2 separate regions of the Homo sapiens genome follow, and region 2 is linked to region 1. The links are chromatin contacts, found by Hi-C or POLR2A ChIA-PET in ENCODE. All regions are on one chromosome and are shown on one strand. The core of a region is the stretch at or near the end of the contact, and the rest is flanking DNA. Distances in the headings are between cores, read along the strand shown. Region 1 has its middle 190 kb from the start of PTGER4. Region 2 has its middle 16 kb from the start of FLJ32255.

Region 1 (4,540 bases), core at 1,706-4,205:
AGTTACAGAAAATAAATGCGGTGTTTATATATAAGGCAGATCTAGATAGTCACAATAGTCAGAGTTCAAGAGGAAACTGATGGAACCAGCCTCTTTTGTTCCTTTTACCAAGAAAGAAAAACTTTCTCAGAAGCTTCCCCAGTTGAACACTGGATTGCATGGCCACCTCTAGCAGAAAGAGAGGTTGGGAGGGTAAAGCATTCCCTGGCTAAGGCCAATTATTGTCCATTGCATAATGCTAGAAGAAAATGAATAACTGGGTAGGCAAGTGACAGAGTTCACTCACACATTAGAGTCCTTTTTATTTTTATTTTGTTACATTAGCTAGCCCCAATGAATTTCTCCTTCTTGTAATCATAAAAACACATGATGCTTTTCAGATGCTCTGATACTGTCAGTTGCTTGGACTCTGGAACTCTTTCGTGGTCCATGAATTGGGCTAGGAAAAAGGCTCTTCTGCTCCTGCCTTTCAGAAGAAGATGGAACCAAGGGGGCTGCAGGTATTACTAAATACCCTCACTTGCCACCACTGCATCTCAGGGACTTGGCCCAGGCCAGGCAGAATTGGTGCCCAAAGCCCAACAAGAAGGAGTCCTGTGAAAAGGGCTGTGGTTCCTATCCATGTTCCTAGAAAAACAGCATGTTTTTCTATGGCCAGGTCATGTGAGGCATATCCCAAACTCTGTTTCTGCTGCTTCTCCGTGTTAGAGAGTTGTCTCACTACACAGATAGCACTCTTGTGGGCCAAAGCCTATGTGACCTACTATAAAGACCTGTTCATTCTGTGATATCCAGAATTATCTAGTTTTCATAACTAAATTCATAATCAAAAGAGTCACCAAATGTTAAGAAGAAATACCTTAAGCATTTGCTCAAATGGATTCATATATGTGTGAAGGATTGACAGTTCTAACCTCCTTATCAATATGGTTATATTCAAAAGCATGACTTCAGCTTACACATTCTAATAAGTAGAGGGACAGAAGAGATAAGAGAGCAGGTCTGAGGGTGTCAGGACCAAAGCCTCTTGGCTTGTAATGCAGCTGAAGACTAAATTTGAAGGAAGACTTTCTGTCTCCATTGTTCCTCCACACTACACTACCTAATCCTCAGACTCTTTCATCAGCCTTCCAATTTCCCTCTACATCACCCTTCAATTGGAATAGAATTTAGTCCTAGATTAAATGAGATATAATATATCAAGTAGTCCAAATCCTTCGTTTTACAGATGAGTAAAATGAAGCCCAGACTGGTTCATTTACACTCCCAGGATATGTAACTTCATGGCAGAAGAAAGAATAAGGATCTTTTGAACCTAGTTGCTTTAAATAAATGGTGACCTGAATTTCCTAACATCTCTGAATCACTGTCCATGTGACCACACATTCAGTTAGGCTCAAATAATACCAGGCAGGTAAAAATAGCAGTGTGGTTTGACCACTTCTCCATTTCCCTGGAGATAAGCTCACTATCACTCTTCTACTTTTGACAGCAGTGCTGTGGTTTTATATTCACTATTTTATCAGACTTCAGGTTTTAATGTAATTATGACTTGGGGCTACTTTAGAGAAAATTATGATAAAAGCATACATAAATGAGATCAGGGTGAGTCCAGAGAATGAGGAGAGAAGAGTGAGAGGCAGGAAATCCCCTGGAACTTTGCAGAGGTGCCAGGGAAGAAGTGAGAGCCATGTGGGATGTGATGCATTGGTGATGCCATGTCAAAGCCCTGGATTAGGACTCAGAAGACCTCATATACTTTGGGTGGTTTCATTTTTATGAACCTTGGTGAGTCTTTCCATATGGTTGGACCAGGTGATTTTAACTGTTACTTGTGGCTTTTCTGACTAAAGGGCTTTGTCTGAGAAAGAAGCACTTTTGAAGTGAGCTTTGTCACGTGAAGCTGTGGCAAAGATGATGTCATACAACTTTAGTTCCGGTTACATTGATCATTCACCCCAATCAGCTGACAGGCTGCGCAATGATTTTTGAATCTGCCATATAGCTCTCACCAGAATGTGGCAATCACAGGCACTGTGGACTGGGAGACGTCCTTTCAGATGTGAATGAGAAGATGCTGGAGGGTCCCCAAAGACAGAATAGAAAAATTCTTTGCTGAATTCAACCTACACCAGCTATAGGGGTTGAAAAATACAATTTAAAAATTAGTATATTCTAAATTTGGACTCAAGGGCAGATGGTTCATAATGAGCACAAATGTCCAAGTTTTCCCATCAGATGGTCATCAGAAGGACACCATGGGCTACTCAATAGGTATTTAGTGACTGTGCAGAAAGGGCAGTCATTTTAGAGAATACAAAGAAGATAGGGCTCCAAGGTAGTTAAAGCAATGGAAATAAGGCCAGCTCCCATAAATCACTTTTCAGAAATATCTCTCCAATGGGGAATGGGGGTGGGGTCAAAACAAGATACAGTGATAGAAATGGTTGGTAGATTAAATTTTGTAACCTGAATTTTTAAAGATAATAGGCATTTAAAATATTTCATCTCATTGTCAGCACAAGTTTCCAGAATTTTTGGCCAGAAAATACAATTGCTAAAAACATAAGATTATTTGTCCATGAAATTGATCATGTACTTAATAAATAGGCCTACGAGATATCAGAATGAGCCTATAATCTTTTGCCTCTTTGTTTTCCTTTGCTTGGCATTATGGTGAACTATATTTAGGAAGGCCAAACACGTTCTTCCTCAAACTTGGTTTCTCTTTGGCCAGACCCCATGTTCCCTTGTTCCTTCCGTTTCACTGGGGTGTGCTCAATGAAAAGTATTTCAATTTTAATTTTTATTAACCTCACAAATTATTTGCTGGTAAGATTAAAAAAGAAGACACATGAGCTGTGACACAGAAGAAATAGTGTTATTGGTGCTCAGTGGCTGAGGGTCAGATTTCAGTTCCTTATACTGGCTGTGTGACTTTGTACGAGTTCCTGAGTCTGTCTGGGTTTCAAATCCTCACAGAAAATGAGAATTGGAACGGGTGAACTTTAAGCCTCCGCAAACTCCAACATTTTATGTGTCTATGCATTCCAAAGTCCAATGTTAGTGATATTTAAACCCCTGGTACAGATTAGTCACACAGATGCAGCCTCCATTAGTGTTATCAATACTCATAGCTGACACTGATTGATTGCTTCCTTGGTGCCAGCTCTTTCTGAAATCGATTTCTGAAATCTTACTTATTTCTAAAATAGCTGTGTGTGACAGGTGTTATTATTGCTACTTTATAGATGATGAAACCGAGGCTAAGTGGGGCTAAGAAATAGTTACGTAAGTTATGAGGCTGATTTTGAAATTCAGGCTGTCTGACTCCAAAGCTTATGCTTAATCCAGATACCCTGAACAGTACAAAGTTGACGAATTTATGAATCAATGAGGAATATCTCTCAGAAACACAATTTTAAGGTGCAGAATATAACCCTGCACTAAACTTATTTCAACCAGGTATTTTTGTTCACTTAGATTATTTGTTTCTGGTTGAGAGAGCAGATGATTTATTTGGTCGTTCGAGGGGTCTGTATAAAAAAAATCATTTGTATCAACTTTGATAGTTGGTAAAGCCAGAGCATCTCAGTTTGGATGTCTACTTCCCGAGGAAACTGCAATCTCTCACATCCCAATTTGAGAAATACTAGTTCACAAGAGGTTTCTAGTGCCTCTTCAGAGAGATTCACACAGTTTTGGTGAATGTTGGGAGATAAAAACTATGTAAGGAACCATCACCATCCACACACACATGTCTAATTCTGTAGGGCAGGGTAGATGAAACCTGAGTTGGCTTGAAGGTTTATGATGTCAGTTCTCTGATCTGGGATGGTGGTTACTACTTCACTTTTGAGGAGTTGGGTGAACTCAAGAAAAGCGTTTTCGTTTTGTTGTTTCATCTTTCAATTAGGTGAACTTTAAAAAGGGAAGTTATTAGTTTTCTCCTGACTTTAAAATCCCCTGCCATAATCTGTCTTTTTTTCCTGTTTTGGTAAGCATTACAGTTTGTGGTATATATATTTTTTGATCTGTAGGATTTCTTCACTATATCTGAGGGGCTGCTCTATCAAGCAAAGCTTCTATATATCCATGTATTGCCAAGTAAAATTGGACCTCAGATATTCTTTCATAACATTGCAAAGACTTTACAAAAATTAAGCACAAATTACCAATCACAGCCTCCTGGTTTATACATAATTACTGTCCAGTATTTTATCACTAGCCTGATTTTTATCATTCCCTCCCATTACTATTATTATTTTATATAGTCAGTGTTCAAATTTTGGCACATATTTTTGTTCACTTAGATTATTTCCTCACATTCTCTGCTCACCAATCTTTCTTGTGTTTCAGATTTTTCTTTTGGATCATTTTCACTTCTTCCTGGAATATACTCTTTAATCAGTGACTCTTAGGTGAAAATATTCAGCTTTGTATTGAAAATTTTCAGTTTTTCTTGAAAATATCTTTATTCCGCTGTCATTCTTGAAGGATGGCTTGGCTGGCTATGTATTACCAGGCTGAGTTATCTTCT
Region 2 (4,556 bases), core at 1,022-3,521, 2.5 Mb before region 1:
ACCTTATGGCAACCCAGGCATTCCTTTCTAGAGATAATAGTTATTGCAACAAATTGCCAATCATAAAATTTTTGAACCTCTCCAACTTGAAAGATCATGCTTCCAGTTGTACTGCCTTTCTGGACTGAACCAATGTACAACACCTTAAATGTATTGATCTCATGACTTCCTAAAATATATATAAACCAAGTTGTGCACTGACCACCTGAAGCACATGTTCTCAGGATCTCCTGATGGCTGTTTCATGGGCTAATGGTCACTCACATTTGGTTCACAATAAATCTCATCAACTATTTTACAGAATTTGACCCTGTGTCTGCTGGACCTCCCAGAAGAGCAGCAGCACATGTGCTGATTTCTTTGGGTTTCAAAATTGACAACAGTCAATGGAAAACTGGATTCCAAATTCTACCAGAGAATACTGTGCCAGGTGCTTTCAGTGGGACCCTTGCTGTCTCTGGGATTTCAAGTGCTATTACAATGGTCTCCCCCAGGGCACATTAAAGGACTGGTGAGATCCCTAACTGGCATGGCTCCAGAAGTGATGTGGAAGTTAGGAAACTCAGGCAGTCATTGATTTCCCAGCCCCACTGACGCTTTTCCTCTATCTCCTGGCTGAGAAAAGAAGACCAGGAAGAGCCGTGAGGGACTTCCAGGGTGGCATGTGGCTGTCTCCAGCACACGTACATAACCTGGATTATATCTGTAACAAGCTATGCTGATGGATCAGCAGGTTAACCCAAGCTGAAAAAAGCAGTCAAGCACTTCCTTTGGTGTGTGAGGCAGAAACCAGGACATCTGCTGGTCCACCAGGGGACAAAAATCAATCCTATTTCACCAATGTGTCTCCTCCGTGTGGGGAGTATAGGGCATTGAAGGTGGATGAGAATCACCATCCACCTTCTGCTGCACAGGAAAGACAAGGGAAGACTCCAGGGAAGACAGAGGAGGAAAACGTCGAGCAGCCCCAGGTGGATGTGTCTGTGTGTGTGTGTGTGTGTGTGTGTGTGTGTGTGTGTGTACCTTGACAGTGGGTAGAGGAAGGGAGAGGAGGGTTGAGGTCTTCCCACTAGAGGAGTGAAATGAGCAGAACTGAGAAAAGAGGTCAGAGAAAAGAAAGAGGAACCTACAAGCCACCACAGAATTTTCTTTCCCCAGAGAATGGTCTCTTGCCCGACTAGGGGCTGGGTATCCTTGTGAAGTCACCGGAGGTTTTCAAGGGGTGGGCTTCCTGGCTTCAGTAGACTCAAGGTCCCTAAGGTCCAGTTAGGATAGGCGCCTGGGAGGGCTCCCGAGTTGGAATAAGAGTCGGAAGAACTGACAGGGCTGGGGGCGCACTAAGCACACTCTACTCCTGAGAGGTGAGGGTGGGGATGTTGGAGGGAAAAAGGGCTGCTTTTTCCTGCCTGCAGGCTTCAGATTCACAGGGGATGTGAGGAGAGGGCGGAGGAGGAGGAAGCAGCGGCTGTTTATGCTGGGAAGATGGCTCAGTTGAGAAGTGAGGCAGATGTGGCCTCAGAGGGTCTGGCGGATGGCTGCCGGGATCACCGGGGGCTGGACTTTGAGATGTCCAGGACGAAGTGTTGCCCTTTCAGTGCTGCCCTCCCTGTGTCTGCTGGAACTGTTGGAGCCGCAGTGCAGCCTAATTTTGACTTCAGGTAAAATAATTCAATATACTGAGGCCCAGGGGGAACAAAGCAAGGTCTACTCCATATCTCTGAACAGCTGGTGTCTTTCAGTGCCTAAACTCAATCAGAATCCTGGGAGCAAAAGTAGCTCTCCAGTGCAGTCCATGCAGGTTACTTCTTGCAACATAGAGGTGACTGAAGCATGGTAAGCAGATCTAGAAAGGCAAACATCTCTAGCAGATCTAGAGAGGCTAGCCAATGTTAGCTAGCAGTGTCTTTATGTTGATAAACCTATTCAGAATGTTAACTTTGTTTGTTGGTTTGTTTGTCCATTTTTGTCTCCCAGGCTGGAGTGCAGTGGTGCGATCTCGGCTCACTGCAACCTCCAGTAATTCTCCCGCCTCAGTCTTTCCAGCAGCTGGGATTACAGGCTCCCCATCGCCACACCCAGAATTTTTTGTAGAGACGGGGTTTCGCCATGTTGCCCGGGCTGCTCTCAAACTCCCGATTTCTTAGTCTGACCAAGTCAGGGTTTAGCTATTTCTTAGCGTAGCAAGTTGAGATTTATTCCAGTTTCGATTTCTAGTTGTAACAATGCTGGCTTTAACCGTGCCTACGTAGTCGTTGCAAGTTCCTGTTTTGTAATAGGAACCCCCATTATAGCCGTTCGTACGGTTTTTAAGTCTTGTAGAAATCTGGGTACTGGAGAATGTAATTAAAAAAAAAATTTAGCAGTGCCTGAAATCTTTTAGTCATACCAAGTGTGATTTCACAATAGAGATTCTCGCCCTGGCTGTGCTTGTGATTTTTCACTCATGCAGAAGTTGAGGTGTCTAGGCTACAGGAACTTTTTGGTGTCGCAAATACCGGTTTAGCCATGGCTGTTTCTTCTTAATCCGAGGAATTTTCGAATAGGCGCAAGAGGCACAGGTTTAGTGCTAATACAAATATAGCCGTAGGATCGCATCGTTCAACACTGCAATTTCTTTGTAGGGTTATTTGTATGTTTTGTATACTCAAAAAAATTTTTTTTGATGTGTCTTTTTCTGGGAGCGAGGTTACTGGTGTATTTTATTTTCATTTCTGTTTGCTTTAAAAATTTATTTTATTTTTTATGTAAATGTTATGTATTTTATTTTTTCTTACCCACTGCCTTCCCCAGGAGAGTAAATGTGGCATAATTTCTTCTACTGATTTTGAGTATCATGTCTCAGCTTCCTACTAACTAGCTTTCTCCCGTGAGTCGGGGAGCAGAGCTGGTGCCTGGTCTCTAGGGTTCTCTTCCGCGGCTCTGTGCCTATGTCGAGCCAGCAGTTTCGCATCAGCACTTTCGCCAATAGCGGAGACTCAGTGTTTTCTCGGCTGCTGCACCGCTGGAAGCGCTGAACACAACAGAACGTTTCGGCGGGGCGCTGTGGCTCACGCCTGTAATCCTAGCACTTAGGGAGGCTGAGGCGGGTGGATCACTCGAGGTCAGAAGTTCGAGACCAGCCTGGCCAGCGGGTGAAACCCCGTCTGTACTAAAAATACAATAATTAGCTGGCCGTGGTGGCGCGTGCCTGCAATCCCAGTTACTCGGGAGGCTGAGGCAGTATGCTTGAACCCAGGTGGCGGAGGTTGCAATGAGACGAGATTGCGCCACTGAACTCCAGCCTGGGTGACAGAGCGAGGCTCCTTCTCAAAAACAAAACAACCCAGAACGTTTCTTGTTCACAAGACTCAGAAGTGCTTTGTGGTAACGCTTCCCCTCTCCTAGCGCCGCCACTTTCCCCGGGCTGGCTGTCTCACGGTCTCAGCCCAGTGATTGGCCGAGGAGGCGCTCTTTCAGCACTTTCGCTGGAAGGGCTTGGGCTCGGTTTTTCTGCCACAGGCGTTTCATTGGGTAGGTGCTTTCTCGGTGGAAGCACTGTACAACCTTCCAAGCCTCGATATTTCTCAGAGACGACGATTTCTTAGTGGCAATACCTTAACTGCACCAAAAACTAAAGTTTGCCGCTGGGTACTCCGCTAGTCGTTCAGTGTCCGCATTTGCTATTGATGCAGGATTTTTGCTTCTAAGCTCAGCTATATCCGGGTCCTTGTCTCACGATCAGGAGGAAGTGGGCACGCGGATATCGAAGAGTGAGTGGAGTAGAATTTATTAAGCGTAAACGAAAGCTCTCATAAAAAACAAGGGTCCTGAAAGCAGGTTGCCGGTTGCTCCTTAACGGCTGAATACAAAGGCTTTTATATGAAAGCTAAGGAGGCTGGGTTCCCTGTTTGTATAAGGCGAGAATCCCGGGTGGCTCCATCCCATTCCCCCAGTGCGCATGCGCGCTCTTAATCCGCAGCAGGCATGCTTAGGCAAGTCCCTTGTGCAAGTTCCCTTATCTGCACAAAACACCAGTCGGAGGTTCTCTGGGGACCCTTCCCTTACAGTCTCCCTAAAGCTGGCTAACTCCTTTCACTATGTCCCAGTATCCCTGGTTCCTCGGACTGGCACTTTCTGAGTCATAGCACCGCTCATTCGTCCGAGCAGAATTGATCTCGGTGGCAGCACCTCTGGTGGGTCAAGCCTGCAGCTTCTCCTGAGCAGTTTCGTTAGTTTTTGGGTCCTAGAACCGCTAGTGGTACCATAGCGGCTCTTCATGGGTTGCAGGACGTTTGCCAACTCCACCCCACGCTGCCTGCCTAGGTTCGGCTACGGGGCAAAAAGAACAGACTCCTGCAAAGGAAGAACCCCGAGGGTTGGATATTTAGGAAAGACGTCCTTTGCAGTGCCACGTCCGCGGATGCTGCACTTGGCTTTCTCCTCCCTCCTGGGGAAGAATTGATGTTTACTTCTCCCCACTCTCCGGGCCGCATTATCCAGGGATTTCGGGGACTAGATTACCTGAGATTTTAGCGCTTCTACTGGATCATCCTTTTGGAAATAATTATCACTTACAA

Evidence for each region. A loop is a pair of places that touch in the nucleus more often than their neighbours do. ChIA-PET counts read pairs that join two places held with the same protein, here RNA polymerase II (POLR2A). Pooled maps may share reads with other maps.
Region 2: a map with no recorded cell type shows a loop between it and region 1 (4-fold over the local background). The contact joins two enhancer-like sites. A Hi-C loop is called at or near these places in 1 of 37 single-sample maps with no recorded cell type and 6 of 50 pooled maps. POLR2A ChIA-PET finds 5 or more read pairs at or near these places in 1 of 52 experiments (naive thymus-derived CD4-positive, alpha-beta T cell).

Annotation. Positions count from the first base shown.
Region 1 is chr5:40,483,971-40,488,510 of GRCh38, reverse strand. No RefSeq gene overlaps it. Among named protein-coding and RNA genes, the nearest start is that of PTGER4, 190 kb to the left of the region's middle. RefSeq lists an enhancer at 1,706-1,765. Within about 2 kb of position 2,955, at least 5 of the 41 ENCODE cell types and tissues checked have a DNase peak (open chromatin) inside an H3K27ac peak, as active enhancers do.
Region 2 is chr5:43,007,131-43,011,686 of GRCh38, reverse strand. No RefSeq gene overlaps it. Among named protein-coding and RNA genes, the nearest start is that of FLJ32255, 16 kb to the right of the region's middle. RefSeq lists enhancers at 1,002-1,502, 3,971-4,020, 3,506-4,358 and a silencer at 3,441-3,530. Within about 2 kb of position 2,271, at least 39 of the 41 ENCODE cell types and tissues checked have a DNase peak (open chromatin) inside an H3K27ac peak, as active enhancers do.